2 separate regions of the Homo sapiens genome follow, and region 1 is linked to region 2. A link is a loop called in an ENCODE intact Hi-C map of the cell type or tissue named here. Cell type or tissue: endothelial cell of umbilical vein. All regions are shown on one strand. Links, peaks and the distances in the headings refer to the core of each region. The heading gives the core; the rest is flanking DNA. Region 1 overlaps FYN (FYN proto-oncogene, Src family tyrosine kinase). Region 2 overlaps TRAF3IP2 (TRAF3 interacting protein 2).

The links. A loop is a pair of places that touch in the nucleus more often than their neighbours do. Peaks named below come from ENCODE experiments on the same cell type or tissue, not always from the same donor. Only the 100,000 strongest peaks of a DNase experiment are listed, where the experiment ranks them.
Region 1: it touches region 2 in a loop (2.9-fold over the local background); 1 of 110 quality-filtered maps calls a loop at or near these places.

Annotation. Positions count from the first base shown.
Region 1 is chr6:111,676,623-111,692,900 of GRCh38, forward strand. All of the region lies in intron 12 of FYN (FYN proto-oncogene, Src family tyrosine kinase), which reads right to left. It overlaps LOC105377945 (a long non-coding RNA gene), which reads left to right and starts at 13,231. Exons shown (of 3, transcript XR_001743812.2): 1 at 13,231-13,607; 2 at 15,536-15,627. RefSeq lists enhancers at 628-1,551, 6,148-6,649. In endothelial cell of umbilical vein, for the core only: no CTCF peak of the experiment used is centred there; a DNase peak (open chromatin) is centred at 7,269; H3K27ac peaks cover 1,936 bases.
Region 2 is chr6:111,560,400-111,576,677 of GRCh38, forward strand. TRAF3IP2 (TRAF3 interacting protein 2) reads right to left here. Exons shown (of 9, transcript NM_147686.4): 4 at 15,244-15,422; 5 at 12,496-12,584; 6 at 7,225-7,293; 7 at 6,045-6,161; 8 at 2,566-2,640. It also overlaps TRAF3IP2-AS1. Among named protein-coding and RNA genes, the nearest start is that of TRAF3IP2, 37 kb to the right of the region's middle. RefSeq lists a silencer at 1,934-2,134 and enhancers at 4,000-4,672, 4,837-6,036, 5,916-5,965. In endothelial cell of umbilical vein, for the core only: no CTCF peak of the experiment used is centred there; DNase peaks (open chromatin) are centred at 6,952 and 7,822; H3K4me3 peaks cover 466 bases; H3K27ac peaks cover 2,378 bases.

The sequences.
Region 1 (16,278 bases), core at 5,750-8,249, 120 kb after region 2:
GAGTTCTCTTACTTCAGAGAATTAAAGGTATACTACATTCATTCCTATTTAAACCATCTCTTGAGCCAAATGGCTTGGAAATCTCTGACCATCTCTGAAGTAAATGGAACATTTTTCTCTGCTGTGCAGACAAATCCTGTAAATAAAATGACAACCAAAGGAGTTGTTTTTCCCCTTCTTTGAATCACTCAACATTGGTGAAGGTGTGTGTGTTGCTGAAAGTGACTATTTAAAATTTGGATACTGTCATGTTAGATTTTCCAAGGGATTTCATAATTTCAGATTAAAAAAAACCAACGGCAATATCAGCCAGTTGCATTAGTCAGCTTTATTATTTTCTCATTTTATAATCTACAATAAGGATTATAATATATAAACCTTCAAAAAATGTTAAAACAAAGGCTGCATTAATGTAAGGAATCTTTGAAAGGAAGTCATTTGTAGATATGTGGTCTGAGTTACTACTAGTCGGAACTTACTTAAATTTGTTTTGTATTAATTTTCTTTCTAAGGCAAGCAATATATTTACACCAAACAATGTATTTATAATGTATTTGGAGGAATAAAACATAATGTCTTTGTCCAACTTCTCCTGCTTCTTCTCTGTCTTAAAACAGCAGCTGCTTTCAACAAAAGAAGCTTCTTTATAGATAACTCATTTTCCTTTTCAAGGAAGACAAAAGGTTAAATCAAAGCAGCAATAAGGTATTAATGATTAACTGAGGTTTCTACTGAAAAGAGCTAATCCCTGCTTCCTCTTGGACACATCTCATTACTTCTGTTTCCCCTTATCTTGGCTTCCCACCTCCTGAGGGTACAAAGCTATTGGCCCTAAAATGCAGCTCTAAATGTGGTGGAGTTAACTGGGGATTTTTGGCAGGTGTCTTTAAAACTAGCCTTGCAGGTTGCACAGTGTAAAATCCCAGTCTATGAAAACAGCATCCCTAAGGTTGTGTAGTACATAACCTATACAATCCCACAGATGTCCCTGCTGCAGGGCTGCTGCAGTGAGCTCTGTAAGTTAGGAGACTTCAGACACCTTGAAGGAAGGATCTCCTGGGTGTAAACGTTGCCTTTCCCTTGAAAGTAAAGTTCTGACAGGCAAAAAGTCAGAATCAAAGTGGTCTTCTAAGTAGTATGGACTTACAGAACAACGGAGAAAACATCAGGAGAACCGCAATGCAGTTAACTTGGAATTGTTATGTAACTAGCTGATTCACACTTTGAAATTCTTCTGCTTGGGAGCAGGATTTAGATATGAAAACAGTTTTCTCCTCCTTGCATTTTATTTAGAGGAAACAGAGCAAACTATGCAGGTAATGATCATCTATGTCACTGATATCTTGAGCTTCACTGTAACACTTACTGTACTTGTTCCATGTTTACATGAATTCAAAAAAAGAAGTGACCACTCTGTCATTTCTTACTGAATTAGCTTAACAGTTTAGGATTCTTTAGGATAAGCCAATACACGAAGGCCATAATATGTGTGTGTGTGTGTGTGTGTGTGTGTGTGTGTGTGTGTGTGGTGTGTGTACTTGGAAGCATCTTTTCCACTGAATGTTTTCCAGGTACTATTTGCAAATTTTACCAAACTCCCAAGGTAAACTCATTGCCGAAACCTCGACTTGTCATTGTGAAAACTTGACAACCTGGTGTTGTCACTGGTACCCATGTCCTAGAACTTCCATGTAAGAGGATCTTTGTGCCTTAGTCATTTAACTCCCAGGAACATATATAAGACCAGTTAGCCTTAGGCTGAATTATTCCTGTAATGAATAAATGTGTCGATGTTTTAAATAATTTCTGATATACAGCTCAATCCTGTTTCTCTGAATTCTGTTGAGATATGAAATAAGTGGTCACAAACTCTGTGTAATATCAGGGATCTTATTCAATCCCATGGCTCCAATGACTATCTTGACCCCAATGATGCCTGCATTTATATCACCAGATGGGACCTCTCTCTCGAGTCCCTGACTTGCATAACCAATTTCCCTCTCAATTGTCTCTCCATGAAATTGGTTATACAAGTCAGTGCCCCTCAAATGCAACATCCAAAATTTATCTTCCCCACAATTTGGCTTCTCAATCCTTGGTGACTTTGTAAACCACCCAGTTGGTGACAACAGAATCCTGAGAATCATCCTCACCTGGACACTCTATTTTTCATCACTGTGCACTCAGATCCCAGCACAGGGCCTGCCTATTGAAGGAGGTCAATACATCTTTACTGAATGATCTCTGTGCTCTCCTGCTTTGTCCCTGCCCGTGTCAGGTCCATTACATCCTGACCATTTCATGATCTTGAATTCACTACCCTTCCTCTAGTCCTCGCTTGCTCAGCATGTCCCCCCCTGGGTTTCTATAGTAGCCTTCTAATAGAATCTACATGCATAATCTGGTCCCTACCTACTTCCCCAGCTGCTTCTTATCATCCCAGACTTGTTCTCCTCTGCTTCCCTCCTCTCTCCTCTGCAACCTCTCCATTGCCCTTCTTTGACTGCTTTGCAAATGCCAAGCTCCTACCTGCTTCACGGACAGGCTATTTCCTTTATCAAAAGCCCTTAACCCATGGCTAATTCTTACTTCTCTTTTGCTCCTAGCCAAAGTGTTACTTGCACAGGGAACCTTTGCCTGATCACTAAAGACTGCGGTAGGTTTCCTACTTCTATGCTGCCAGAGCACCTCCCTCTTTGTAGTTGTCACTACTTTTTTTCAGTAAATATTGCCTAACGAAGCTGTTATTATTAAAGGGCAATGAATGCATGAATTGTCTGAAGGCTGTCTCTGCCCCAGATAAATACTGTGCTTGAGTGCTGGAGCATGTCTTCCCAGATGGCCACATCTCCAGTACTGAGTACAGTGTCTGCTGCAGAGAAAGCACTTGATAAACAGGTGCTGAATGAATGAATGAGTAGCTGGTCAGCCCTCCCAGCCCTTCCCTTTTTGGCTGAATAACCACAGTTCCTTACAGAGCGTATTATCAGTTCCCTGCCCTCTGGTGAGTCTTCTACTTGTCCTTGGTGACAGCACCAGTGTCACTGTCTGGATGTCCTTTTAAGAGTCTAAGAATTGCCAATTGAAATAGAAAAGCAACAGCCACACACTAATGAAACTTAAAACACCTGGAGAACCCTGCATTTTCACTGCCAAAGGAAGTGTGTTCAGATCCCCTTTGGGTCGGAGTGAATGTATCTGAGTGGGGGAGCCCCATACTTTGTTCTCTGAGGACAAGGGGGCCCAGTTCACTGGGGCTGCAGCTGGGGATGGGGGTGGTTAGTTACAACAGCAGAAAGACGAGGTGGCAAGGGGCCTTGGGAGAGTTCACAGTGAAACAAAGTGGAAAATCCTTAATAGACTGGATTAAGAATAAATTCTTAATAGACTGGGATGAATGCAAGTGACTAGACATCAACCATTTTGACCTCACCAAGCCCTGGTCTTCCTCATTTAAAATAAAGTTAATAATCATCCATGCTTCAAGCAAGAGAAAGGAGAGGGCTGTGGATTTATTCAGTTATCAAAGTTTGTCCACAGAAATAACAACACAAACACCCACCACTGCTGGGCTGGCTTGTTCTTTCTTCCTACCACAAGTATTTCTGGAGTATTCCCCAGTGCCTGGCACTGCACTCGGTGCCAGGAGGACGAAAGGGAACACAGTCTCTGGCAGTCATGGAGCTGGAAGCTTAGTTTGAGGGAGATAAAATAAATGAATGGCTATTATATATGTCAACTACAATAAAGTGCTATGAAGAATAATAAGATGGGGTACAAGGACAGATTTTGTGGGACTCTGTAACCTGTACTAGGATTTTGGATTCCATCCTAAGCGCAACAGAAAGTCACTGGGCTGTGAGCAGAAGTGCGATGACTTCCCACGTCGTTCTTTCCCCTTGTCTTTTAAAACATGGAAGATAACACATCATTACCTTGAGAATGACTTATGATGAGACAGAATGGGAAAAGTGTTTTGACTTTTCAAAACTCTTCAAAAGCATCGTGACATTTCAAGGCCCATGGGTGTCTATCAGCAATTAGCAATTGGGTAGATGATGCTTCCATTGTCACTTCTGTCATGTTTACTTAACGAGTGGCTCTGGGTACATTTGTACTATTTTAGCACACTTCTCACATGTGAATAATACCAATAATTTCGGTAACAAAGCAGTAAAACTTAGCATATTCCAACCCGCAAAGCTCAAACATTTCTATGAGAAATGCATGAATTATTTTTCTGAGTTTATTCTTCCCCATGTCCTTCCTTTCTTTCCAAGCATTTTGTGTGTCTCCCCTGTGGGCTCTTCTTCTTGCTTGGGCTTACTCAAGCAAGTTTCCTGCCTCTCCTGAGTAGCTAGGATGCTAGATGTGCACCACCATGCCTGGCTAATGTTTAATTTAATTTAATTTTTTTTTTTTTTTGAGACAGTCTCACTCTGTTGCCCAGGCTGGAGTGCAGTGGTGCAATCTTGACTTACTGCAACCTCCACCTCATGGGTACAAGCAATTCTCCTGTCTCAGCCTCCTGAGTAGCTGGGACTATTGGTGCACGCCACCATGCCTGGCTAATTTTTGTATTTTTAGTAGAGGCGGTGTTTCACCATATTGGTCAGGCTGCTCTTGAACTCCTGACCTCAGGTGATCCACCCACCTCGGCCTCCCAAAGTGCTGCAATTACAGGCATGAGCCACTGCACCTAGTTTAATTTTATGTTTTGTAGAGATGGGATCTTGCTATGTTGCCCAGGCTAGTCTCGAATTCCTGGGCTCAAGTGGTCCTCCTGCCTTGGTCTCCCAAAGTGCTGGGACTACAGATGTGAGCCACCGTGCCTGACCTAACTTGGTTCTTGCTACCCCAAACACAGTTAATCTAGTTCAGTTTGCTTTACTATAACCTGTGTCCTGCACTTAGCATGCTCACACTTGTTTCTTTTACATTGGCTTTGGAAATGCTCTCTTTCTCTTCACCTGCTTAGCTACAGCCTCCTCAGCTCCAGTCCCACCTCCTTCATGAAGCCATCTGTGATTACTCCAGCCTTCACTAATCTCTCCAATGCACCTAGCGCCAGTGCTAGAAACAACAGTTTAATGCTTGATAATAGCAGCTACCACAATAGCTAAACATACACTGAGCGCTTGCTAAGAGTCAGGCATGCAAAGCACTGGGCACATGAGGTGGATGCCAGCAATAGTCTTGTTCTACAGATGAGAAAACGGAACACCGAGAGGAAAGCAATGTGCCAAACAAAGGACAAGTGTAGATGACAGAACTGGGATTTGAACCGAAGGTGCCAGAGCCTGACTGCATAAACACTATACACTGTTCCACTGTGTCCATGTCTCCTCTGTGTCCTTTTACTAGTTCTTTCATAAGTTATTTAAAAAATCTCCTTAAATAGAATGCAAATCCTTTGAGGTTGGAGACACATATTTCTTCATAGCAACTTGCCTAAGGCTGGTTAAACAGCAATAAATGCTCTAACTAGCTAAAGGGTCCAGCCAGGCAGTAAGTTATCTGACACCCTGACGGTCAAAGTAATTCTCTTCCTTTACACAGACTTAATCAAACTAAACGCAAAGAGTGTCAATACAGTGGTGTAATAAACTAATAATTTTCTTCACTCTTAAAAGTTATAGGAATAAAATCTTCCTTTCATACGACAGCACAGCCTGACTGATGCTCTCGGTTTTTCAGTGCCAACAGGATGACTGCCCAAAGTCATCATGTCAGGATGGCCCATCCCAAGCCCCAGGCCACATTCCAGTTAATGAAGTCCCTCTATCCCTAGTGGCCAGGTAATCTGTTTTTCACTTCTGCCTCAAATAGAAATAGCTTACTTGACTCAGTTACTTCCTGTTCTTTATGTGTTTTCATACATTAAGATGATGGCATGGGCATTTCAAATGCTCCAATGAAGACTGCAGATACTTTTGCTGCCAAATCACCTCCTGCAGTAAGAGTACATAAGCCGGCCAGGAAACGAGGAGTGGATGCTCTTCAGTGACAATGCAAAGTGGTCCGATTGTGGGCTGAGCTGGGATTGAGTGGTCACTTGTGGAAGGACCACTATGATCATTTAGGAAAGGAGCTTCCGAGTCAGGTATCCCTGTGCTTGCACACTGGATTTGCTGGTTGATCATTTAAAACATCCCTAAGTCTCAGTTTCCTTGTCTGTAAACTGGGGATGATAACCTCCTAAGGTTGTGGTGGGAAGAACAGTTGATGTAAAAGGCTCAGCACAGCGTCTGGTACCTGGTAATAGCTGAATAAATACCAGCTGTTATTTTATTCAGATAGTAAAGGCCTAAAGTCCCTGAGTTGCACTGGCAAATGCCATCAGCAATGCCAAAGCTCTCCAAACATCAGAAGAGGAAAAGAAGATGAAAAAACCCTCCTAATCAAAACACTCATCAACCAATCACTGAGAATCTTCTGAGGGTCCATGATGTCCCCAGCACCCTGTGAGGCGCTCCTGGGAAAACCAAGCACAGGTTGCCTCCGCCCTTGGGGTTTCTAGGCAGCCAGGGAGACAGACTTCACGGGCAAACCCAACAGAGAACTAAATGGTGGCACTGCCTTTAGGAAGAAGAGGGCTCAGCAGAGACAGGAAAAGAGAACATAAGCAGGAGATGAGGGCTTCAGGGAGAGGCAGCCGCATTGGAATGATGCAGCATGACCCATGGCTCTCCTTGCGGTGGGGAGGGTCACGGCAGGGGCCAGGACAGGCCTGGGTGGGCCCAGCTCACATCTCCGGAGAGCTGAACTGCCAAGTCTCTCTCTTTTTTATTTTTCTTGGTGACCAGGCCAATTCCATAGTCTCAGAGAATATCCCCTCTGGCTAAAAAACTAGGCCAAGGTGGAGAAGGTGAAGTCAGTATTGAATAAAAGAAGCCAAATCCTTCCTACAGAGAATCTGAGCTGTGCCCTAATAGCATTTTCAAGGAGGAAACCCATTAACTTCAACAATAGACACTGTTTTTCTGAACCAAAGAGCCACCCAGAGCCCTTTTTAATTATAAAGCCACTAACTCTGCAAATTATTATATCCAATATTTAATAGTATGCAATAATTCAACTTGAAAGTTACTCTGGGTAATAAAACAAAAAAAAAAAATCACAAACAATGCCAATAACAGAAATTTGGTTTACAGGAGGGGGAGGTGACAAGGCGGTACCAGGACAGGATATCCTGTGAAAGAAGCAAAATCAAAGCTGACCTGACCTGGAACTTTGTGGTTATTTAAACAAAACAATGATTTCAAACCCAATGAAACTTGGCAAAGCAAAACTCAGAATTTTCACACTAGGCCAAAGGAATGACTTTCAGATTTCCCAAATGCTTCTGAAGTAATACAACTGGGTGTTTTCCAGTTATCCCCGGTGACGCACTCTGTTGAAACTTCTACTTCAAGTTCATAAAGTTTTAGCATCATGTTTTTTTGAAAAGTATATGTTACAATGGGTTAAGATTATATTCCATCTGAAATTTCATAATGTTGAGCAAGAAGTTTGAGAAGGAGGGAGGTTGGGAGGAAGGAGGAATGCTGTCCCACCGGGGATGTGAGTGGAGAAGGGACAAGTTAGGCCAAGGAGGACAAGAACCAAGGAGTGGAAGGTGGGCCCGAACATATTGCAAAGATAAGGTTGATTAAGTAGGCACAGATCCAAAGTCTGGTTGAGTGGAATCCATGGAAGGAATATTCAGGCTGAGAGGGGTGAGGAAAGTTCCAAGAGAGCCCAGAGTTCAAGACTGGACAGAGAAGAGACAGAAGGTCCATCAGTGGGTATTAAAAATTGAACCCAGGACAACTAGAGGACACAGGGGAGTAGGCTCAGCTACCAGGGAGAATGCAGGGGCAAGGCTGGACTCTAGGTATTAATCCTGGGGTTTTGCAGTCGGGGAAGGATAGGCAGGATAAATTGTGGAAGGGCATTCGATCCAGACATGGAGGCTACCAGAAGGTAAACTGTGACATTCCTTCCAAATATCCCTAGAGGAGCCAGGAAGTGAAGGGAGGAAACTCTGGGCTGCTTGCCTTTCTCCATCACCCTCCTTGCAACGGTGACCAATGACAAACCCAGGGTAACTTATGGGGGCAACACAAAAGTAGAGGATAACATTAATGGGCATCTCCTGAAACTGTGGGTATTTAGTCCTTTTAAGAAGGAAATCTGAGAACCATCGAAGGGACTTTCCTTGGAGTACAGACTGTGTTATGGAGGCTTATTTAAGTGGTTATCTTGGGTGGGACTGAAGAAAAAAGGAGCCCTGCTTGCTGTTCTAGAATACTGAGGCTCTGAATAATTCCAATTATCCTTCCAGTTTCCGAAGAGCCAGAAAGGAAGTAATATCAGAATAAAAATTCTGTAACTTGATTACCTCTGTAAAGAGAAAACAAAACAAAACAAAACAAACAGAATAAAAATTCTGATTCACAGCTTCAACAGCATAAACGCTATGTTTGCGGACTTTCAATCCAGAACAAAAGACAAGAGCTTTGTAACCAACTGCACACTGCTGCCCAGGGTGGTGAGAGGAACTCACCTGAGTGATCAACGGATGTGTGGGATGTAGCTCAACACAGAAATGATGCCAAGAATCCAGCCACCCCCAGAAGGGGCAGAGGGCCCGTGTCAGTCTGACTTCATGCCACATGACGAGCTGGGCTGCATGGGCAGCACTGGGTTTGGGGATACTGTGTGGGAACAGTTGGAGGTCACGGGGTTTGACTGGGAGCTCAGAACATATCAAAGGATAATAGGATATACAGAAGACAAACATCACTTTGGGGTGGCTTTTTCAAACCGCTCCCCTTTTCAATCTGGTACAGTGTCTGTGCCAATGGGGGAGCCACCCTGGGGATGGCAGAGCAATGCCACTGAGCCCCCTCCTTTGGCTGTAAGAAATGAGGCTTCAGAACTTGGGGCAGTTTACAAATGTACTGCGTGTCCATGATTACCCAGATGATGCAAATGCAGGAGTTCCTTTTGCCAGCAAAGCAAGACAAGGAAGCCAACTGACATTTTTGATGTTTGATGGCAGTCTACAGTTCCTATTTACACACTTTAAAATCACAGAGGGTGACCATCTGCTTCCTTCTTGATGATTACCAAGAAACGTGGGCTGCACAGACTGAGGACTTGCTCTTGACCATTCATAAACAACCATCAAAAGGCTCTGCCCAAAACAGCACAAAGGAGAAAGAGATGCTCACACAGAATACAAAATGGGACTGACCAGCACAGATAAAGGGGAAAGGTGTGCAAAGAAGCTGGGCTTGAGGTGACCACTGCTTACCTCCAATCCATTTGTATCCTCTGGGCAGAGTCAGAGCTGCCCGAGGGTGGGAATGAAAGAAATTGGTCCCATCTCCGACCTGAAACAGTTTTAATCTTTAAAGAGAGACTGTAGTAGGAAAGGGTGATTTAGAGTCCCTTTTCTTTTAATTTTCATCTTTGGCTTTCAACACACCCTTTCCGGGAGGAAAATGGATGCGCTCTACAATTCATCTCCATTTCCCTGCCAATTTGACCTGCTCCCCCTAACTATTAATCTGGGCCCCGAAGCTCCACGGTGGCTCAGCAGATAAACAAAGCCGTCCCTCCCAGAAACGAGGTGGAAGCTCAGAGCTTGAAGCGACAGAATACAAATGAAGGAGCTTTTCTGCTTAGTGACTGAAGTGTACCAAACTCGGATCCGGGAAGCTTGATTACAAGCAGCACGGTTCAGGCATGCGACTCAGCTCAGCGGGAAAGCCGTGTCTGACCTCGGAGGGCAGGGCATTCTGTCGGGCAAGTCCCCTGGGGTCTCTCCCTAGACAGCCCTCAGGATGATAGACTCTCAATGTGGGCTGGGGAGGTGGGGGTTGGCATGGTCATTTTATGGCGGCACCACTGAGTTGGGAACACACTAGTCGGTGCTTAAGACAATGGCTTGCATTTTAAAGGGTTTGCTTTTCATGAAAGGATGGTTTGCTTCTCTAGCATGGGAAGAATTAGATTAAATTCAGTAATTAAAAAGGTTTTTTTTTTCTTCCTTTTCTCTCTCCTGATATTTGCTGTTCAGGTCACAGCACACTGTGCGGGAATGGCAATGCTGTTGTTGACAGAGAACAAGAAATTCATGTGCTGACGGGGGCAGAGGGAGGGCATCTCACGGCGAGATCAGCCTTGATCTGCCACCGGATTACAGGGGCCTCAGAAGCGGCTGATTAATAATTCTGCAGGAGCCCTTGAGCTGGAAAGCTGGCGCTCTGAGTCTAATAATCCCCAGTCGTTGTAATACAAAGGAAGGACAGGAATTGAATTCACAGTTCTGGATTGTGAAATTCAAAATTCGAAAGAAACAGGGATCCACTTCTTCCTGAGTGTGTTTGTCAACCTAGCTGCCTGCTTGTTTGTGTTAAATGGCTACTGTGCTTTTTGAATCTAAAATCTGATTATATTTAATTAGTACAGGCATCTGGGATTTCTAATACACAAAGAGTTATTAAAGTAACAAATCTTTCTAAAATATGTTTTCTATGAAAGAATGTGTTAATTTATGCGGTAACAATTTTTTAACATGAAATAATTAACATGAAAACTGCAACAGTTAGTAATTCTTCGTAGTCTAATTTATACTTGAATTTTCCTCCAGACAATAATCTATTCAATTTAAACCCTCAATACTGGGAGCATTTGAACAGACACATTTTTCTTCTTCTATTTAATACATAAGCCTAAACTTACAGCAGTCTTATACAAAGACCCGAATGTTCCTATTTTTATTTACAGTCCAAAGATCCAAAGATTATGTTTCCTTGACATTTGTTTCATTAATTTTGAACTTAAAAAACAAACCAACCAAAACCATAGAGCAACCCCAGTTCCTGTCCTTCATGAGGATTCAAATCAGGAGAAAGGATGATAGAGGCAGAGCCTCCATGTGGAAGGAGCCCTGATGGGAGCGATCAGGAAAACCCAAAGTGGGGTGGGTGGGTGTGTGTGTGTGTGTGTGTGTGTGTATGTGTGTGTCAGAGAGAGAGAGAGAGAGAAACACAGCTATTGGCATCCATTGGATCAATATTATAATAATATTACTATTACTACTACTGCCAACTACCACTATCAGCTCAGTGTTGGCTTTGTGCCAACTGCTTTATGGTTATTCACAGGGAAGCCATACAATTCTATGATATAGATAACTATTATTATCCCTATTTTAAGAGGAAGAAATAAAAGCTCAGACAGGTTAAGCAACTTGTTCAAGGTCTCACAGTGAATTGGCAGCAATGCTAGGATTTATACCAAGACACTTTGATCTCATGGGTCATGCTCTTAACCAGTCCAGGCCCTGCCCTCTTTGGGAGGGGACTGAGGTGTATGTGGGAAGAAGAAAAGAGGTCAAGCTATCCAAAAAAAACCCAAAAAACAAAAAACAAACCAAAATAAAACAGAACAAAAAAACTCCAAAGTGTTGTGGGGAGGAGCTGGAAGAAGTGAATAATACCAACAACTTCTACTAATTGTCTTCTTGAATTCTTACAACCACCTTAAAGGTAACCAACACCAATCCTATTTTATGATGAGAAAGGTGAGGCTCAGAGGGGCCAGAACTTATGCTCTAGGAATACGGCGTCAGGATGTGAACACAGGCTTATCTAGCTCCAAAGCTCTTGTGCTTCCCATCACTCCAAAGACAATCTTGGAGTGTGCAAGGAATATCAATGCAATAAACAACCCTTTCTGGAGGTTCCTGCAGCCACAACAGCATTTGATTCCCAGAGAGAGCCATGCACATTGATGAGAGACAGCAGGAGAGCATGTCTCACAAGAGTGTGGGGGGGTTGGTGACCTTGGTTATTTCCATTGCTGTAAACAAATATTTATTAAATACTACTATGTGCTCTGTGTCTACAAGGGCCCGCTGCTAGTCTTTAAACTAAATCACTTCTATAGAGAAGCAGTAAGACCGACTCCACAGATACTCGGGAGAACTGCTCCAGCCGTGCCCACGCAGCGTGTGTGTGCTCATGCAGCGTGTGTGTGCTCATGTGTGCTCATGTTGATGTGTGTATGCACATGCCTCAGTGAAAATGCTGAGAAGGCCCATCTGATATTCAGACTTCACAAGATTAAAAACAAGAGAGGCAGCGCAGAGGCAGGGATAGTTCTCAACAGAGAATGCAAATATGAGAAAATAGGCAAGCTGGCCGGAGATGAGGACAGTGGATGTGTGACTCCCCGCTGTGTCCGGGGTGAGGGGGCCCTTGGAGCATGCAGGTATATCAAAGTGGTGACTGCCCAGATCCACTGACTGGCCTAGGCTATAAAATAGGGAGACAGTATTTTTTTTCTTGAAAGATTGATTTTTTCCCTATTTATTACTAATAGTGATTCTCTTTAAAAACTTTTTAGACTGTTTTCAAGGAAAATGTATGTCAAATACAAAAAGTTGAGGTGATAAGGATGATTTTTACATTTCACAACTCTCAAAGAACTTTTATAGATAGCCCATGTAAGTTTCACACTAATGATGTGAGGTGATCATTTTTATTATCACCATTTTACAGATGATAAAAATGAGGCTCAAAGAGCTTAAGTAACTGGCCTGCGGACACCAAGCTTGTAAGTGACAGAGCTGATTCAAAGCCAGGGATCCTAATGTCCAACCCCTGGTTCCTCAGTCTCACTAGGCTGCCTCACTAGCAGCTTAGAGGCAAGTACAGTACTGGCAAATGACACACTAAGTGTGTATTCACCTTTTTAAAAATATGTCCACAAAATCTGTTAGGCAGTAACTGCAATTGCTAACCTAGGTTTGCCCTGTAATTACCAATTCCACTGGAGAACACAGCCCAGAGAGATGAGGGCATGTGTGTATCACCACAGCAGCCGTATTTATAATGGCCCCAATTTGGAAATAACCCCAAATGTTCAGGAACAGTAGAATGGAGGCTCTGTGATATATTTGTACAGTGGAATACTACTCAGCCATGAAAAGAACTACTGTTCCATGCAGCAATATGGAAGAATCTCACAGACATAATGGGAAAGAAGCCAGACACAAGAGTAATACTATAGGATTCATGTCTGTGATGTTCATTTACAGGCAAAACTTACCAATCTATGGTGAAAAGGGGAAAAAAGGCTATTTGTGGGGGTGGTTACTGACTGGGAGTGGGAATAAGGGGTCTTCTGGAGTGCTGGAGGTATTCTGTATCTTTATCTTCGGGGTGGATTCAGGGGCATATATGTACATAAAAATTCATCGGGCTGCACACTTCAGATTTGTTCGTTTTACTGTATGTGTGTTATAGCTCATAAAGAACAAAAAGGTATCCACAAAAGGAAGTTATGCTTACACACAGCCATGTCTGTCTGAACTTGTTAGGTTTAAATCAACATTAGTCGGCACTGAAAGCTCATGAAGAAAAAACTAGAGTCTGCAGAGGATTTTCCCACTGCTTCTCTCCTGCTTGTGCAATCTCTGAAGGAAGTGAGGGCTGGAGGGGCTGTGAATTTCCAGAAGCAAGGCTTGTGACATTGCCTATGTCGGGGGTCACAGGAGACAGGTGTGGTATGGACAAGAAGATGGACAGCAGATCCTTGTGGTGCCTGTGGTGAGTTCTGGAATGATTCTGGGAAGAAGGTGCAGTGGTGGGGTAGGGAGGTGGCTGTGACCAGAACTCAGGGGAGGGCTGGAAGGCTGAGGGCCCAGCTGTGGCAGTGAGACCCAGTGAGGGCACCCCGACTCATCTTTCTGGGCTTGGAGGACCAAGACCACCACCTCAAGCTCAACAGATCCAAACCCAAATGCATCCTCTTTCTCTGAAAGTAAGATCTTCCCAAGTACTCATTTCTGTTATTGGTAATGCCATTCTCACAATCACCTGCATCTGACTACTTGGGAATTATCTTTGATTCTTCTCTCCCTTTCCTGAATAGTGTTTGAGACTTTCCATGTATCTACAATCCATTCACTCATTTGTTTATTCCCCAAGAACTTAGTATTGTACCAGATATACCAACAGTAACAAGCAACATTTATCACTATGTGCTGGGTACCCTGTTAAACACTTTACATGCATTGTTTCACTTAATCTTTGCAAAAATGCATACAGCAGACAAAATGTCTTTCCATTTTACAGATAAGTAAACTGAGGTAGGCAAAAGTTAAATAACTTGCCTAAGACCCCAGAACATCAGGTGGTAGCGCTGGATTTCAAAACCAGTTCCATCTGACTTCAACAATCCCCCACGTCTTCCTCCTCATGCTTGCTGACTGTCGTGCAGTCTTAGGCTTCTTGATATCAGTAGCTCCTAGTAAAGTCCTTTCATAGATAAGGCACTCAAATAACTGATGTTGGCATTATTTAGAGACTCTGATTGGGCAGAATTTAGCAAAGTGTTTGTAACTAAAGACGAACTATCTGCTGTAATTGAGTGAGATGTCCAGGGAATAGAGAATAAGCAATCGCCCCAAATTTCTAGTTGCTTCTAGAGTGCTGTCAGTGGAAGACCACCTCACAGGCTCAGGGCCTGGCCTTGACCACCTCCCTGACATGGGCTGCTGCTCAGTCCTGGGTAGCTGGGATGGTGCGAAGTAAGGAGCACAGGAAGGACTGTGGAACCCAGCTCCACACTCCAATTCTGCTTGTGCCCTATGCAATGCCACCTCATCTGCCCAAGGGGTGACAGATATTTCCGTGCACGCTGAGATGGGAAACTCACAACTGTTTTGAAAACAATTGTCATTCATGGTCCTAAAATATCTGTGTTTGGTGCATGTTTCCGAATGCCGCCTGCATTCCCATAATCAAGATGCAGCATGGCTGTGGCCTGTGGGTAACATAAAACCCGACTTGCAAATATTATTAGGCATGCGGACCAGCTGTCTGGAGGAGCTGATTAATTCCCAGCAGAAACTTCAGCACACAGCACACATGCCATCTGCAGAGTACACCAGCAGACACACACCAGGCCCTTTCTGCCTCGTAAAGCAGCCAGGGCAGGGCAGGCCCTCGGGAGGAATTTTATAAACAGCTGGGTTGTCCCAGTGCTGGAAAAGGAAGGTCTCTCCAACTCCCTCATACAGACACACTAGAAGGTGCTCCTTAAAAACAGTCCCATAAAATAAAGGGGAAAAGGGATGTATGACTAATCCTCTCTATCTTTATTTTCTGTTCTTTTGATCACTGACTTGATGAGATGTGGTCAGCATAGCTTAGAATGGTAGATGCAACAGGGTCAGCCATTTCTGGATTCAAATCCTGGCTCTGCTATTTTCCTAGCTGTGTGACTTTGTACAAGTTACTTAACCCCTCTGAGTCTATTCCTATTGTTTCCCTGCTTGGTCCTCACGTTTCCTCTCAGGCCTGGCACTTGGAAGGTGTTTTATAAATGGCTCTGCCACTCCCTACCCCTCTGCTGCAGGACAGCATGTCTTTTATTCTCCTGGGACATCCTGGGACCTGCCTTGCCAAGCTTCATTTCCCCCCCCCCCAGTTCAGCTCTCCAGTTCACTTACTTCTTACTTCTCTCTTTCTAGTGTTTGGCATGGATTTGAAGGTGTTTGGGAAAGGGAGGAAAGAAGAAAAATGTTTGAAGAAGGAAGGACGGGACCCTCGATTTGGAAATTAAGTAAGGAAACGCAGTACAAAGGCTAAAAGAACAAGGTTGGCCTTTTGAAAGGGGCTCTGACGGCACCTGGGGACATGATGGTGCAGCTGGGCAGCCGGCAGAAGGGCAATCAGGACAGCTAATGCAGAGGAACGGCTGGGGGCCAGGCTGAGGGCAGCAGCCTGGGACCCGCTCAGGGCAGCAGCCTGATGGGAGGGGAACCAGCGAGGGTGCCAATCACCTAGGGCCACAGCCTGAGGAGCCTCACTCCAGTGAATAAGGCGTGGACTAAACCCCCAGGCCCTATTAACAGCACCCCTGCCAGCATCCTCTGGCTCCTGGCCTGGCAACCTTTTCATTTACCCATGGTTCATGAGCGTTAACCACAAACCCTGTAGAGTTCAAAGTCCAGGAAAAGGGGAAAAACTCGACTCACACACAGAAGGGTGAGCACACGGCTCTATTCTAGCCCTTTCCTTAATCAAATATTCATGTCTCACAACCTTTGCCCACTCTCCTTCTGAGTCTGAGGAGCTGGGATCTGACAGACTTGCCTCAGGATAAAGTCCCTCATTCAGGGCAAGTCTCAGATCCACTGGCACTCAGGTCCTCTCGGCTCACCTTGCCTCAAATTCACATGCACATTCCTCTCTGGACGGCCAGTGCCAATCA
Region 2 (16,278 bases), core at 5,574-8,073:
AGAAGGGGCTGTATCGGATAGTGCCCTGTAGGCCACCATAAGGCCTTTGCTTTTGAGTCTAACTCCTAGGGACTATAGGACGGGACTTCTCTAGGTATTGTGCTTAGAAGCAGCACCTGCTGCATGGCAGGCATCATACTGAGTACTGAGGATGCCCAAATGAAAAGGACGCAGGGACTGCCTTGAGGACTTCAAATCTTAGGATGAAAGCAAAATGTCAACAAATGATTTTCTAGTCAATGGTGTACCAAGGGGACAGGTGGTGAGAGCGGCCTGTGCTGGGCTCAGGTAATACGGGCATTGTCTGAAGGAGATTTAAAAATAATAACAAAACCAATGAAAATTTGGTCTATTTTGTATATCGCCATGCTCCAATAATTCTCAACAATTATTCCCAGTACCCTCAACCCAAACACATACCATTGACCCAAGGTGCTAGAATTAAGCACCCTTAAGAAAGGGACAATGAAATATATCAGCATGAAGGTAAAGAGGTGTCAGGGCAGGGCGCAGTGGCTCACGCCTGTAATCCCAGCACTGGGGAGGCTGAGGAGAGTGGATTACCTGAGGTCAGGAGTTCAAGACCAGCCTGGCCAACATGGTGAAACCCTGTCTCTACTAAACATACAAAAATTAGCTGGGCGTGGTGGCGAGCACCTATAACCCCAGCTACTTGGGAGGCTGAGGCAGGAGAATTGCTTGAACCTGGGAGGTGGAGGTTGCAGTGAGCTGAGATTGCACCACTGCACTCCAGCCTGGGCAACAGAGCAAGACCCTGTCTCAAAAAAAAAAAACACTTTGGGAGGCCCAGGCAGGTGGATCACGAGGTCAAGAGAACAAGACCATCCTGGCCAACATGGTGAAACCCCATCTCCACTAAAAATACAAAAATTAGCTGGGCATAGTAGCACATGCCTGTAGTCCCAGATAGTCGGGAGGCTGAGGCAGGAGAATCGCTTGAACCCTGGAGGCAGAGGTTGCAGTGAGCCGAGATCACACCACTACACTCCAGCCTGATGACAGAGCAAGACTCCGTCTCAAAACAAACAACCAAAAGAGGTGTCGGGGAGGCTAGAGAGATTGGGTGATATAAGGGTAAGTAAGAGTTCACTAGGCAGGCAAGTTAGGGAAGGGCATTGCAAGCAGACGGAACAGAAAAGGCAAAGGCACAGAGACAAAAGAACACAGCATGTGTGAGGGCATGCTGAAATGGTCCAGGGTGACCAGAGCACACAGCATCTACAGAGGGTGATGAGAGAAAACTACGCAAGGGGACACAGTCCTCTTCTGAGAGGCCTCATAGATCGTGCTAAGAAAGGTGGATATGATCTTGTAGTCAATGGGAAAACGGCACAAAATTTGTAAGCTACCAAGAAACAGATCAGACCTACATTTTGGATGTTCCTCTTTGATGGCAGAGGAGAGGATGGCTAGCACAAGGTCAAAGTGGAGATGAGACCAGTAAGGAGACTCATCAGTAAGTGACAGCAGTGAGACCCTGGGCAAAGGCAGCGCAGGGAGGATAGAAAGGTGTGCCATCGCACAGGCTGTGCACCATACAGCCTGAGGTGTCCCGTTCCCATAAACTGGAGCCTCCCTCATCCAGGGCAGGGGTCTCAGTGCAGTCTTGACATCTGAGGATCCCTCCAGGGTGAAACAGGGCCTGAGTTTAGGGTGCTGTGGTCTGATTCTCAACATGTTTACTCCACCACTGCCTTCCCTTTGCCAAGCATGGAATGTGGCCTCAGGTGGTTTTGCCCCCATTCTCCAAACTTGCTGGCAGACCCTTCTGGTGTGAAAAGCCTCATATGAATCACGGCAAAGTTCACTCAGGTAACTATAGATTTAATTCCTGTAATCATTAGCTTTGAGAGCTGAACTATGTGCAATGAAATGCCTCCCTGGAACAGCCAGCAAAAACCATACACATCTTGACTTTTATGTACAAGAGATAAGAAGTATGACATGAACCTTCTCTTTTTCTTTCTTGAGTTAAAACAGAAACTACATCTTTGTGTGCAACGGTTCTTTGAACAATTAGGACAGCAGTGATCCTATCAGATAGCTTTAAAACCCTCCTGATTCATACTGCTGAACTGAGTGGTACAACTTGTTGATCTTTCTGGTAACATTGTTATCTCTAAGGATTGATAAAGAATTGATGGCAGACATGGTGGTTCATATCTGTAATCCCAGCACTTTGGGAGGCTGAGGCAGGCAGATCACCTGAGGTCAGGAGTTCAAGACCAGCCTGGCCAACATGGTGAAACCCCATCTCTACTAAAAATAAAAAAAATTAGCCAGGCTTGGTGGCAGGGACCTGTAATCCCAGCTACTTGGGAAGCTGAAGCAGGAGAATCACTTGAACCCAGGAGGCAGAGGTTGCAGTGAGCCAAGGTCACGCCATTGCACTCCAGGCTGGGCAACACAGCGAGACTCCATCTCAAAAAAAAAAAAAAAGAAAAGAAAGAAAAAAAGAATGGACAAGGTTTTCCATTTAAAATCCCAGATGGCAAAGCAAACCAAAGATTGAATTATGAGGATTTTGTTTCTTTGTTTGTTTACCTTCTTAGCATTTGGGAAGAGCACAGGGATGAATCTGAAATTCATGCTTCCTTGTTTTATGAACTCAATCTGCATCTGAAACCAAACAAATGTGAAGGTTTAATTTCAGGAATGAGGATGAGGAGTTAATGGTACCCATAATCATGCACGTCCACATGGCATTTTTATTCTGATTTCCATACTTGAGTGCCACACACTTAACATTTTAAGGCCTCCCCATTACACATCTATTCCATTCACTCATCAGTCGTTTATTGGAGGCCTGTTAGAAGTCACATTCTATGTCAGACTTTGGGTTTTAAGGATTAGGATACCTTCCAGGGTATGCTGGAACTGGCTTGCAGCAGCTCACAAAAGCTTGTTGTGTGCATCTCTTCCTAATTCTGTGTTCAGTGACTTCACACTGATAGCTTGAAATTGGCGATGGTATTGGAGAGTATTTATACCATGGAAATAGGTAAGTGCTACAAATCAGGAGAGCCAGCTTAGCAGAACACCACAGATACAGTCCCTATCTTCACAAAGCCAGCAGTCTAGTGAGCAGGCAGAAAGGGAAATTACCAACCAGAGTGCCGGGTGAAAAGTATTAACAATTGCTCTAGAAGCCCAGAATGGGGGCCATCCATTCTACATCAGAGATTGGAAGGACAGTTACAAAAGAGGGTTCATTTGGGCACTGAAAGAAAAGATTTTGGTCAAGTAGGGAAAACAGAGGCAGAGGCAACAGCATGAGCAAATGTCTGGAGGTGTGAAAGTGTGTTGATGTGGTTGGGACCAGCTACTAATGCACTGTGACTAGAGCACAAGATGGGCTTGGCAGAGAGGGGATGTCAATTGCGAAGAGCTCCATCTGCCAGGCTTTAGGTTCCTCACACCAGTTCCAATATGCTCTGACACTGTGGTAGCCCAAGAAGATTTAGCTACCAAGAACTCTCTCAAAAATCAGAATTTTCAATAGGAGGGGAGTTAGAGTCTTCCAAATCCTGTGACCAGCACAAAGCTTTCAGTCATCTGATGAGAAGGAGACGAGGAATTATGTGTTTCCAACCATTTCATCTTCCAATTCATTTTTATAACTGAGAAGTTTTCATTGTGCATGGAAATAACAGAACAGAGAAGAAAGTGACAGTGGTGATAGCTGGTTATTGAAATCACCATAGAAACCCCTCATAAACACACACTCTCACATAGTTGCATACGCACACACACACACACACGATCACACAACACACACAAATCCTCCACAAGGTGTTTTTTCGGAACCACCTCTCTCTAAAAACCATAAGATAACACCAAGAACATATTTTAAAATGACCCAAGTACTGTGCAGCTAGAAGCACCCACCACACCAGCACCGAGTACACATGAAAGGAAGGGGATGGGGTGCATAAGTTACAAGTGAAGCACTGAGTTTTGTTTGACTTCTAGGACTCCGTATACTGTGAAGTTTGGCTTGTGCACTAGGCTGCCCAGCCTGTGGAGGGGCCAGCCAGCAGCAGTGCATTTTTATTTTCTCTCACCCTTCCAGAAACTGAGTTTCTGTAAACTAATTCACTGTATGATGCAGTTACTCATCAGTACCTCTGCACTACCTCTGTCATGGCCAAGTTCTTGTTGTTCCAGGGTTTTCTGTTGCCTAGAGGGGTGCAGGAAGTCAGCCAGGCAGTCAGGAAGGCACTTCTGTGTCTGACCTCTTCGACCCCTTCTATGATGAGTAAGGGCCCAAGACATTGTGGCCCAAGAAACCAAGTTTGGCGACAGTTTGGTTCCAGTTGGTACAGTCAGACAAGCTCTGAGGCCAAGCTGTGTATTACTGCCTGGCTACACCACACACCCACAGAGCTAGACAGGTTTCCTTAGGAACTGGCTGAGGCCTCGAGCCCTTCCCACGCACCAGCTGTCAGCTTCTGGGACTGGCAGGTTCCTAGAGATGCAGACAGGACATTGGGTGCTCTGAGGCCATGCAGACATGCATCAGACAACCAAGGGCCGGCAGCACCCCGAGCCAGCCATGACCTTTTCAGGCAGTTTACTCCCAGGAATGATACCTTTCCGGGGCACTGTACAAGGGCTGTGAGACTGGTTGAGACCAGAAGAGGAGGGAGCCTTATCTCCTGACTCCCTGGCCTCACTTTTTAACCTCATCACCTTGCCTCGGCTCTTCCTTCAGTTTGGTTGTGAGCTCACGTGAGTGGTCTGCACTTGGTGGAAAGGGAGACAGAGACCATGAAGACTCAGATGGGGAATACCCACCCTCCTACTTTCCCACGCTGCTGACCCACAGGACAGACCTGGGACCTACATCTGCTTCCCCTGAGGTAAAGCTGTGTGCCCCGAGACAGCCTGACTGTGCCCTCCCCATCTTCCCATCTTAGTGACACTCTATGCCCATTCCAGGTGCCTTCCCCCTCATGAAGTGTTAGAGCTGAAATGGAGCTTATCAGTTCTAGTCCAGTGATTTTCCAAGCCTTTTTAAATCTCAGAATCCTTGGTCAACAAACAAGCCTGAGAAGTACAGACCAGCTCTGGCTGAGGTAGGGGTGGGAGGCGCAGACCCAGCCCCTCCTCCAGCACATATGGGCACCCACTGGGAACTCCACAGGACAGCCTGAAAGTCACAAGTGTAGCACCGCCTCCTAGTCAAGCAGAAACTGTCTCACAGCGTCTCTATAATCACGGGGAGAAGGAGGATTCGTAGCCCATAAAACAGCCAGTTCCAACGCTGGGTGATTGTTTCGGTCAGAATGTTCTAGTTTTATCCCATGCTGGACAAGTTTAATATCCTAAATGTCTCCCACTTATTTGAATATAACCAGGCCCCATAGTTCCCCACCTGTCATGAGCTAAGAACACTCCCTTCCCTTGTTTGAGCATCTGATATGCACCAGATATTTTGAAAACATTATTTCATTTCATCTTCACGACAATCCTGTAAGTATTAGTGACCCATTTTGTGAATAGGGACATTGAGGCACAAAGAGTTTAAGCAGTGGGGCCACGGTCACACAGCCTGTACATGAGGAAGCCAACTTTAACCAGGCCCACATGATGCAACAGCAGGTGTCCCTTTCACTACGCCACCTGCCTTTCTGAAAAGGTAGGGCACAGAACATGATACAGCTGCAGGGGCCAGCCCTCCTCACCACCCCGTCTCCTGCCTCCTAGGACTTCATAGTTGCTGGTAAACAGCCAAGCCAGCAGAGCACGTCTTTCCAGAATCTTGGATCCTAGAGATGACAGATTGCTCTCCCCTTGCAACTGATAGGAACAACTGAGTCCCAGAGGTGCAGGGACTTGCCCACAGTCCCTAAGGTAGATGGAGCCAGAACCAACAGCTCCTCTCCTGACATGGCAAGCCTGGAGCTCTTCACCCAGCATCATGCTGCCTTCAGCTGGTCTCTGGGGAAGAATGGGACTTCCCTGGACAAGGTATCCATCCCCAGGGGACAGTGAGGTGTTGTGATCCCCTCCCCACTCACCATTCGATGAATGTACTTAGTATGTAAGCCATGCTCATCCTCGTCCAGCTGCGACTCAGCGCCTTCCACGTCCTGTTTGTATTTGGGGCTGATTGCTACGATTATCATCACGGTCTTCTGTTAATGAGAGGGAGAAAGGCATGTTTATGGAAGTGTACCAGCAGGACTGTGGGCATTCTCTGACACACGGGGTGGAGGGCCAGGCTCATTCTCCATAGAAAGAGAAGCACTGGCCCCCACTCAGGCAGACTCTTATCTCTGCTTCTCCCTTCTGTCTCCAGCCCAGCCCCACCTTGAACATGCAGAGCAAATGGCTCAGAGAGGGGCTCTCTCAAATAGATGTGCTTTTGCCTACCATTTTCCACAACCATCACTAATAAACCTCTAATGAAAGCCCGAATCACTGAGTGAGTCTGTGTCGTGGCAAAAAGGCACTGCAACACCAACAGTAAGAAGCACCCTCCCTCCCTCCAGCTGGTTCTGAGCTGCCAGTCACTGCACTCGACTGCCCTGTCTTCTGCGTGTACACATTAGCACAGTCAGTAGGAACAGACCCTTCAGCACAAAGCAAACATCAGGCTGCAGACAAAAGGAAAAGTGCAACACCCCAGCCTGCTGAGACTCCCGTCCCCCACTGGCTCCCTCCAAAAGAAGCAGCCGACACGGACACGCTGGCAGCAATCAATTTCGATCTTGTTAAAGCACAACGTGTCCCAGTGGCCGGTATAGATTCTGTCAGTGGAGAACAAATCACGGGGCTGCACGTGGGCACCTCGGGGGTGGTGTGCTGTGCAGCCTGCGAGGCTGCCTAGGAAACCTCTTCAGCCCAATTCTACAAAACACTTGGGGTGGCCTCAGATTAAATTGAATTCTGCTGCTCTCTCCCCACTCTCCGCCTTCATTTCCTTCTTTCCTATTCTCGTCAAAAGATTGTTTCCTCTGATTGTTATCAACCACCTGTGTCTGGTTTGACCGTTATTTCCTGCCTGTGCATGTCCAAGAGGGCGACTCCGTCCTTCCTTTCCAAGTCTTTGCACGGCTTCCAACAAGGGAGGCTTTGTTGGGGCTTTCTCAGCTTCAGACTTAGGTGGGTATGCCAGGGTTTCTTTAATAAAACAACTTCATAAGCTCATTGTCTTTCTCACCAGAAAACAAACTCTGGTTTTTGGAATGTACTTACATCCCTAAGGTAGCGCTCCATCCATTTAATGATATCAATGCCTCGGATTCTATCCTCAAATATGTCAATCTGCAAAAAAAAAGATGTGGGAGTTGGCCCTTAATGAGAGGTTCTCTCAAGATGCAGAGCAGAAGAAAACACAATACTATATACATTTAAAGCTCCAAAACTTAACTAATGCTTTTTGCAAGAAGGAGCACATAGGTCTAAAAAACAAAATATAATTTTCTGAAAATATTCCCTATTTCAACATTAGTAGGCATTTAAGTAGTTAATGTTATGTCCATAATTAGGATATTGTGATACACATCAAAATATATCTATGGCTACACAATAATCAGGTTTTTAAAAATCTGAGGGACACGGTATACCACTAAGTTGGATATAAGCCAGCAATATACATATATTATATATCTGTAATTTAGACATTTGAAAGGCAAACATAATTCTGGAACATTTTAATGGATGTGTGGCATACAAGTAACTGAGATACAATTGTGGTGCTTTACTTGCATTAGTGAGGTCATTATTATGGTATTATGTACAGTTTCAATCTATATGTTTCAAAAGGATTGTATGAAACTTGGAGCAGAGCCAAGGAACAGTCACAAAAACAATTACTGAAACGGTAGGGAAGAGGTTTATGATGAAAGTCAGAAGTAGAACTCTTAGGCCTTGAAAAGACTGATATTTACTATCAGCATTCAAGTTTTTGAAGGGATATTTTAAAAGGAGAAAGATCAGTTATTTTTTATTTTATAAGAAACCAAATAAGAAGGCCCTTCTTGGGCTCAGGCTTATACTGCAGAGTGTGTGTGTGTGTGTGTGTGTGTGTGTGTGTGTGTGTGTGTGTGTGTGTGTGTGTGTACGTGCACGTGTGTGTTTACGAGATGCTCTTGATGGGAAGAGGGATTATATACTGGAATGGGTGACTCAGGGAGAGTGTCCCTGGGGAGGGGTTACGTGATTCAGCTGCACTGCTCCCAGATTACTTGTCCTAAATGTCATTCCAGGCCAGGCACGATGGCTCATGCCTATAATCCCAGCACTTGGGAGGCCGTGGCAGGCAGATCACTTGAAAAGCCATCCATGATCCATCCATGATCCAGCCTCGCCATCCATGATCCAGCCTCGCCTCTCTTTTCCTCACATATCCTGTCTACTTTACTCCCCACATTGGAGTCCCCTGTACCCTAAAGGCACAGCACAAACCCCCCTGCTCTGTGAATCCTTCCCACATGCCAATCTCCTCCTCTTCCTCACTTCACCTAACTCTACCCCATTGTGACCACTAATGATACTGGACAATTAACACGTATGATAACATTCTTTTATTCAGGACATGTTTCATTTATGTCTGCTGTGTCTCTTCAACCTGATGCTAAGCCTCCTACGGAAAGAGACCATGCCCTGTGTATACCGAACTATCACATACATAGAGTACAGAGTTCAGAATATGTGTCTTTACATGAAAAATGGAATGGCTGTTATTTTGGTTTAGATGACTCCTGTTTTCAAATGTGTGATGGCCAACGACTACTCTTGAGAACGCTTTTGTAGCTTTCTGAGACTGTGTCACTAATCCATTGCTATTATATGGGAGAGAAGCAATATAGTGTCAGGGTTGAGAAGAAACGGACAGCTTGGGTTCTGTCTTGGCTTTGCCACTTCCCACCTGCATGACTTTGGAAATGTTACTAAAACTCTCTAAATCTTATCTTCACTTGTAATATGTAGTTAATAAACTGACTTCCTACGGTGGTTGTGAGAACTAAAATGAGTTAACATGGAAAAGGCCTATCATAATGCCAGGCAGGAAATAAGCACTCAGTAAATGGTGATAATTGGCCGGGCGTGGTGGCTCACGCCTGTAATCCCAGCACTTTGGGAGGCTGAGGGGGGCAGATCACTTGAGGTTAGGAGTGTGAGACCAGCCTGGCAAACATGGTGAAAACCCGTCTCTACTAAAAATACAAAAAAAAATTAGCTGAGCTTGGTGGCAGGTGCCTGTAATCCCAGTTACTCAGGAGGCTCAGGCAGGAAAATTGCTTGAGCCTGGGAGGCAGAGGTTGCAGTGAGCCGAGATCGTGCCACTGCACCCTAGCCTGGGCAACAGAGCAAGACCCCGTCTCAAAAAAAATTAAATAAATAAAAAATAGTGATTATTGTTATTATCCAAGCACTCTAAATTATTCCCAGCTACTGTAGTGGACATCCTGGGTGGTGCAATGAGCTGGATATCTTCCATTTGTTTCTCCAAGTCTCTCCCAAAGTCCATAGCTCCTGTTATGATCATTCCTCCACACAGCTACTATTATGGGCTGAATTGTGTTCCCAAAATTCCTATGTTGAAGCCCTATCTCCCTACCCTACCTCAGAATGTGACTGTATTTGGAGACAGGACCTTTAAAGAAGTAATTAGGATAAAAAGAGGTGATATGTATGGGCCCTAATCCAACAGAACTGGTGTCCATAGAAGACGAGATTAGAACACAGACGTGTCCACACAGAGGAGAGACCATGTGAGGACAGAAGGAGAAGACAGCCTCAGGATGAAATGAACCCTGCTGAAACCTTGATCTTGGACTTCCAGACTCCAGAACTGTGAGAAAATAAATTTCTACGCTTAAGCCACCCAATCGGTAGTACTTTATAGGAATCCTAGCAAACTAATATAGCCATCCTCTTCATCTTCCAGTAAGAATTCCTTCTTTGACTCTTTAGACCTAGGGGCAGTAACAACTCCCTGCTTTTGCTAGTGCCAGAATACTGCACTATCCCCAATAAAATTGGACTCTCTAAAACCTACCCAAAGCTTTGTAATAGGCCCCTTATTACACTCTCCTTAAATTACTCATTAAGTGTTTCATTCCACTAAGGGGATCTAGATGTGTCAATAATAACTTAGCTGTCCAGGACCGGGCTCTGTGATTTCTACCACAAGTCTTCATAGAGATGAGGGTCAGGGACAGATTTAAATTCTGCCTATGTGGCCCCTGGTTGTGAAGATAAACAAACAAAACCTAAGCTCTCCTCCAGGGGCAATCAGTATGTGTCTTTGGAAATGACAAAAAGTAAGATCTTTTCTGAAATGCTGGCCTTATGTCTTAGTATTTATTTATATTACAGACCTGGTCTTGTTATATTGCCCAGGCTGGCCTCCAACTCCTGGGCTCAAGTGATCCTCCCACCTCTGCCTCCCAAGTAGCTGGGACTACAGGCACGCACCACCACACCCAGTGTAATTTGATTTTATGTCACAGTTGCCACAGTGCTTTCTTTTTTTCTTTTTTTTGGAGACAGAGTCTTGCTCTGTTGCCCAGGCTGGATTGGAGTGCAGTGGTGTGATGCCGGCTTACTACAACTTCCACCTCCCAGGTTCAAGCAATTCTTGTGCCTCAGCCTCCCAAGTAGCTGGGACTACAGGCGCACACCACCATGCCAACTTTTTTTTCTTTTTTTTTTTTTTTGAGACAGAGCCTTGCTCTGTCACCCAGGCTGGAGTGCAGTGGCGAGATCTCGGCTCACTGCAACCTTCACCTCCAGGGTTCAAGCAATTCTCCTGCCTCAGCCTCCCAAGTAGCTGGGACTACAGAAATGTGCCACCACACTCGGCTAATTTTTTTGTATTTTTTGTAGAGATAGGGTTTCACTATGTTGTCCAGGCTGGTCTTGAACTCCTGACCTCAGGTGATCTGCCCGCCTCAGCCTTACAGAGTGCTGGTATTACAGGTGTGAGCCACTGCGCCTGGCCATAGTTTGTATTTTAGTCGTGATGGGGTTTCCCCATGTTGCCTAGGCTCGTCCCGAACTCCTGAGCTCAGGCAATTTGTCTGCCTTGGCCTCCCAAAGTGCTAGGATTACAGGCATGAGCCACCACGCCTGGCTGCTATAGTGCTTTCTTATACCAGAAATGAGAAAGGGAAATATTAGTCTCTATATAATTATGGAGTTGGATTGTATAAGTTGTATGCATTTTTTAAAAAAGAACTTTCATTTTCATTTTTTAGAAAATTGTCTTGGCCGAGTGCAGTGACTCACACCTGTAATCCCAGCACTTTGGGAGGCCAAGGTTGGCAGATCATGAGGTCAGGAGTTCGAGACCAGCCTGGCCAACATAGTGAAACCCCATCTCTACTAAAAATACACACACAAAAAAATTAGCTGGGCATGGTGGTGGGCACCTGTAATCCTAGCTACTTGAGAGGCTGAACCTAGGAGGCAGAGGTTGCAGTGAGCCAAGATCACACCACTGCACACCAGCCCAGGCAACAGTTCTAGACTCTGTCTCAAAAAAAAAAAAAAAATTATCTTATAGAATAAAGAAAGCTTCAAATAAAAACTCCTGTTAAACAATACTAAATAACTTTTAAAATTGATATTTAGTTACTAAGTATCCCTCTTTACCCATAGACATTTATATTCATAGATATTTCCCTTAATTTTTCACCACTCTCTAGAATTCACTAGAAAAGGCCTAGAAGAGGGCTCTGGAAAGGAAAAGAAGTTATCTCAGTGTTTGAGGAAAGCCAGTCCCCTGAGTAGCATCATGTGGTACTTTATTTATCATAGAGAAAAATTTACATGGCTTTAAGCTGTACTGTGTCAAGGGACTGCAGGGGGACAGGGGCAGTGTGTGTTTCCTGAGATTTCTGGAGCCAAGATCACAGTGGGCTTGCAGGGCTGGGTGAGGTCAGCCTCCCCTGGAACTGGATTAGACCAGCCCCAAACCTGGCCAGTATCACCCATCCAGAAGCATCACTGCGTCAAGGTATGAAAATGGCAGCTGTGCGCAATGGGGGATTCAGGCTGCAGGATTCTACTTCAAACCTCATAACCCAGTGCAGAACAAAAGGTCCTTGTTAAATAAGCAGGTGACCATGGTGAAGCCTGCAGCTTCCTGCATCATGGGAAACTCAGACAAAGTGGGCATGATTGGTGAGAAAGGACAAAGGTACAAAGTGCAGCAAGAGCCCGGCGTTTCCTTCAGGCCAGGGGCCGCTGCATATGTGGTCAGCATTAGCACTGATCTTGCTGTTCAGAGGTACTTGGGGTCACTCAAACAGCATACAGGAAAAAAATGCTGGAGACTTCAGATAGCTTAAAATCTAGAAAATTATTACCTAAATCTATAAGCATTCAATGCATAATCACATAAATCAAATAATATCATTTAAAACACCAACAGCTATTACACTTTTTCTTCTGCTGCTTTTCTCTCCATTGTACTCACTATAACTGTTCAGTTATCTATTTGGACAAAATACTTACTGCAGTTTGGAAGCCATTTACCAACAAAAAGTTCACGAATTTCACCACCTCCATAGCTGTGTCCATCGAATAAGTGATAAAGACTTTCCCTAAGAGAAAATTTTTACATTTATTAGAAACTGATCAAATTATTCTATTGTAAACAAACTTCTAAATTATATGCAATATCTTTTGTCCTTCTAGAATAATAAGAGGAAACCTTGGGCTTGGGGTGCTCTAAGAGCTTATGCCTACGTTGTATGCTGTCCTCAGGGCACAGCTCCTCAGGCCCAAAATGCCAGTGGGTCTGTCCAAGGGAGTGCAGACTGCTCAGCGTGAATGGAAATCAGAGCGACAGAGGAGAGCACTGGCAGGCTCAGACAAGCCTAAGGAAATCCACCACCCAGAATCCGCGAGCCCTTAAGATCAGGCATGACTAGTTTCTTAGAGACACTTGGCACTGTGCCCAAGGAATACTCTCCCAGCAGGCAAAGAAGCTAAAACTTGCTAAGGGACCACCCAGCAGTGTCTTCTTTTGATCTCCTGATGCTCTCTGCTGCCCTGAAATCTCGCTCTTCTGACAATAGCAAGTGGGAGGAGAGTGAGAAACTGGTTCCCCGCTCCCTTCTTCCCCGCAATCCACTCACTTTTGCAGAAAGGCCAGCAAGTTTGGAGTAGACCAAAGCACAGCTCAGATATGTTAGTAAAAAAACACTTCAGCAGCTTGAAGAAGAGACACTGCCTCTGGGCAGTCCAACATCACAGACTCCATCACTCATCCCTGGGTCAGCTTAGAGCAGCAGACAGTACAGTTTGGATAAGCTTTACCCAGTCAGGATGAACCAGTGTTTTCTCAGGCTAAAGTCTTGGGGAAATTGTCTGACTAGCATTTTAATGTGAAAGCTGAATAATTACTTTGTGTTGGCTTTTAGTCTGGAATGGACCACTTAAATCTCAGGAAGCCCTTGGGGCAGAAGATGGAGAAGAAAGGGGGGCTGGAGAGAAAATACGAGTCTGTATCTACACTGAGGTTTTTTGAAACACACCTCCCAAATGGAAGTGTGTATAATGGTCATATTAACTCACTTAAGCAGCCAGATATATAGATGGCACTCAATTTTCTTCTGAACACCTAACATTCACCCAATTGTTACGTATTTGAGGACTTCCTTTATAGATTATGGTAAGATATATATGATCTATAGATTGATATCAGGACTATAATGTATGTGGGGCAGCATCTGTTCTCCAGAAATGCTCAAAATTAAAATGATTAAGATCTTAAGAAAGTGTTCAGAAATAAAATGTTTTGAATGAAAACAGCAATGAATCATTGTCATAGAGAGCTTTCAGAGTTGTCAATGACTAAACAGCACAGATCCCCCAAAAGGAATTAGCAGATGCAAAAGGCTTTGTTTCAGGTTTGGTTCAAAGAGGTTCCCAGATTTGGAAAATGCATATTAGAATTACCTGAGCTTCTCTAGCAAGCACATCATATAATAATTTCACAAGTAGTGGCTGTTTTCTTAAGATTTCTGGAAATTACTGTCCTGACTGACCTTAATATGAGAACATTTTGGTGATATTTCAACATTTCTGGTTCTGGCAGCAAAATGTGGAAAAAGAATCATCACCTTACGCTTAGTTGAATGTTTCTTTAAATAAAAGGCTTAGTTTGCATTTGGTTGTGATGCAGTATGGAGAATGTGAGACCGTTTTTTCCAAACAAGATTGCTCATTCCTACAGGAAATGACCTCATTCTTGATGGCTGCTGCTAACTTATGGTGAGATGCTGGGTCCCTGCCCAATACCACATGGACATCCAATCAATTTACCCAGGGACAAGTCCACTCAAGAGCATCATTTAGAAGAGGGAAAAGGCACTGGGGTTATTTGTTTTTGGAGTATGTGCTTAAGGAAATCTAGAGGTAAGCAGTTTTTGAGTGTTACTAGTGGTGTCAGAATCACTAAAAACATTCATACAAAATGCTGGTTACTTTTTAAGCAAAAAGCAAAAAAGTGCATTTTATTTTACTGTGTACATGAGAAATAGCTGAGGTTATGAGGCCAGGTACAGTGGCTCACGCCTGTAATCCTAGCACTTTGGGAGGCCAAGGCGGGTGGATCACTCGAATCCAGCAGTTTGAGACCAGCCTGGGCAACATGGCAAAACCCCGTCTCTAGTAAAAGTATAAGCAAATTAGCTGGTTGTGGTGGTATGCACCTGTAACCCCAGCTATTTGGGAGGCTGAGGTGGGAGAATCACCTGACCCCAGGAGGTTGAGGCTGCAGTTAGCCATGATCACACCACCGCACTCCCGCCTAGGCAACAGGAGTGAGACCCTGTCTTAAAAAAAAGGAAAATCTTCGAGATTAGGGACGAGTGATCATCCAGCCATCACAAAGTATAAGACCTCACAAGAAGAAGGAGTGGCCGGGTGCGGTGGCTCACATCTGTAATCCCAGCACTGTGGGAGGCCGAGGCAGGTGGATCACGAGGTGAAGAGATCGAGACCATCCTGGCCAACATGGGGAAACCCCGTCTCTACTAAAAATACAAAAAATTAGCTGGGTGTGGTAGTGGGCACCTGTAGTCCCAGCTACTCGGGAGGCTGAGGCAGGAGAATGGGGTGAACCTGGGAGGCGGAGCTTGCAGTGAGCTGAGATCGCACCACTGCACTCCAGCCTGGGCAACAGAGCGAGACTCCGTCTCAAAAAAAAAAAAAAAAAAAAAGAGGAAGGAGAGAACAATGTTGCAAACAACTTACGCAATTCTTCTGGCAAATTGCTTGTTTTTAGAGTTCCTCTGGCTGGAGGGTTGCTAGGGGGTCTAGGCACAGCAGCTGGGGACGGAGGCTGGGGAACCTGTGGTCTCAGCTCTGCAGGGCACTCCAAGGACTCCCCAGGAGCACCAGCTCTATTAGGTGGCTGGTGATGTGGCTGGTCCCTAGAAAGGAATACATTTACAGTCAATTTTCATTCTTTACAAAGGCAAACCTTCAGGGACAGAAAGACTTTTAGAACTATGGGAAGATCCCAGTGGGCTCTCTCTCCTCTGCCTCTATTTCTTAACTGAGACAGAAGGAAGAGGGGAGCTCCATGGAGTTGTAGTCAATAAGCGTTTCAGCTGGCTGCCACATGTGAGGGCCTGTGCTCTGACTCCAAAGAGGGAAGCAGGATTTGATTTCTCTATTCAAGATTTGTTTAATTGGAAAAACAAGTCTCATGCACAGGGCAGACAAGGTCACCAACAAAACAAAGTAGTATGACAGGTGACACAGATGGTTGATGTTATAGGCATTCAGATAAAAAGACATGACTTTTAGCTCATAATAGGTAACATTTAATTATGTATCAAAAGGTAAAGAGGGCCATGTAGATTTAGAAGTATTTGTACTGTTGACATATAAATGGAAATCTGATTTTGAAGACCCTTTAAAGAAGTTGCTACCATATTAGATAGCATCTTTATTATTTTCGTTGCCAGTATTCCCACGAGCATTCTGCTGAGATGAACAATCAGATGACCTCGTGTGAGATTTGGAGGAGAGAAGGAAATGGAGAGCATGCGTCTGCCGCTTCTGTGGTTTCTGTCGGTAAGCACAGTGATGAGGTGCTGAGTTTTCCCCAGAAGGCCTCCCAGTGTCCTATTACCAGCTTCACAAGCGTCGAGGGCAGGGCATGGGCATCTATTGTTCACCAGTGGAGATCTATCTGGCACAGAACCGATCCAACCATTGCAGTGGTCACAGCGGTGTTGGCTTTCTGATTCTCAACCTTCCTGACCGCCAGAGGAGACAGCC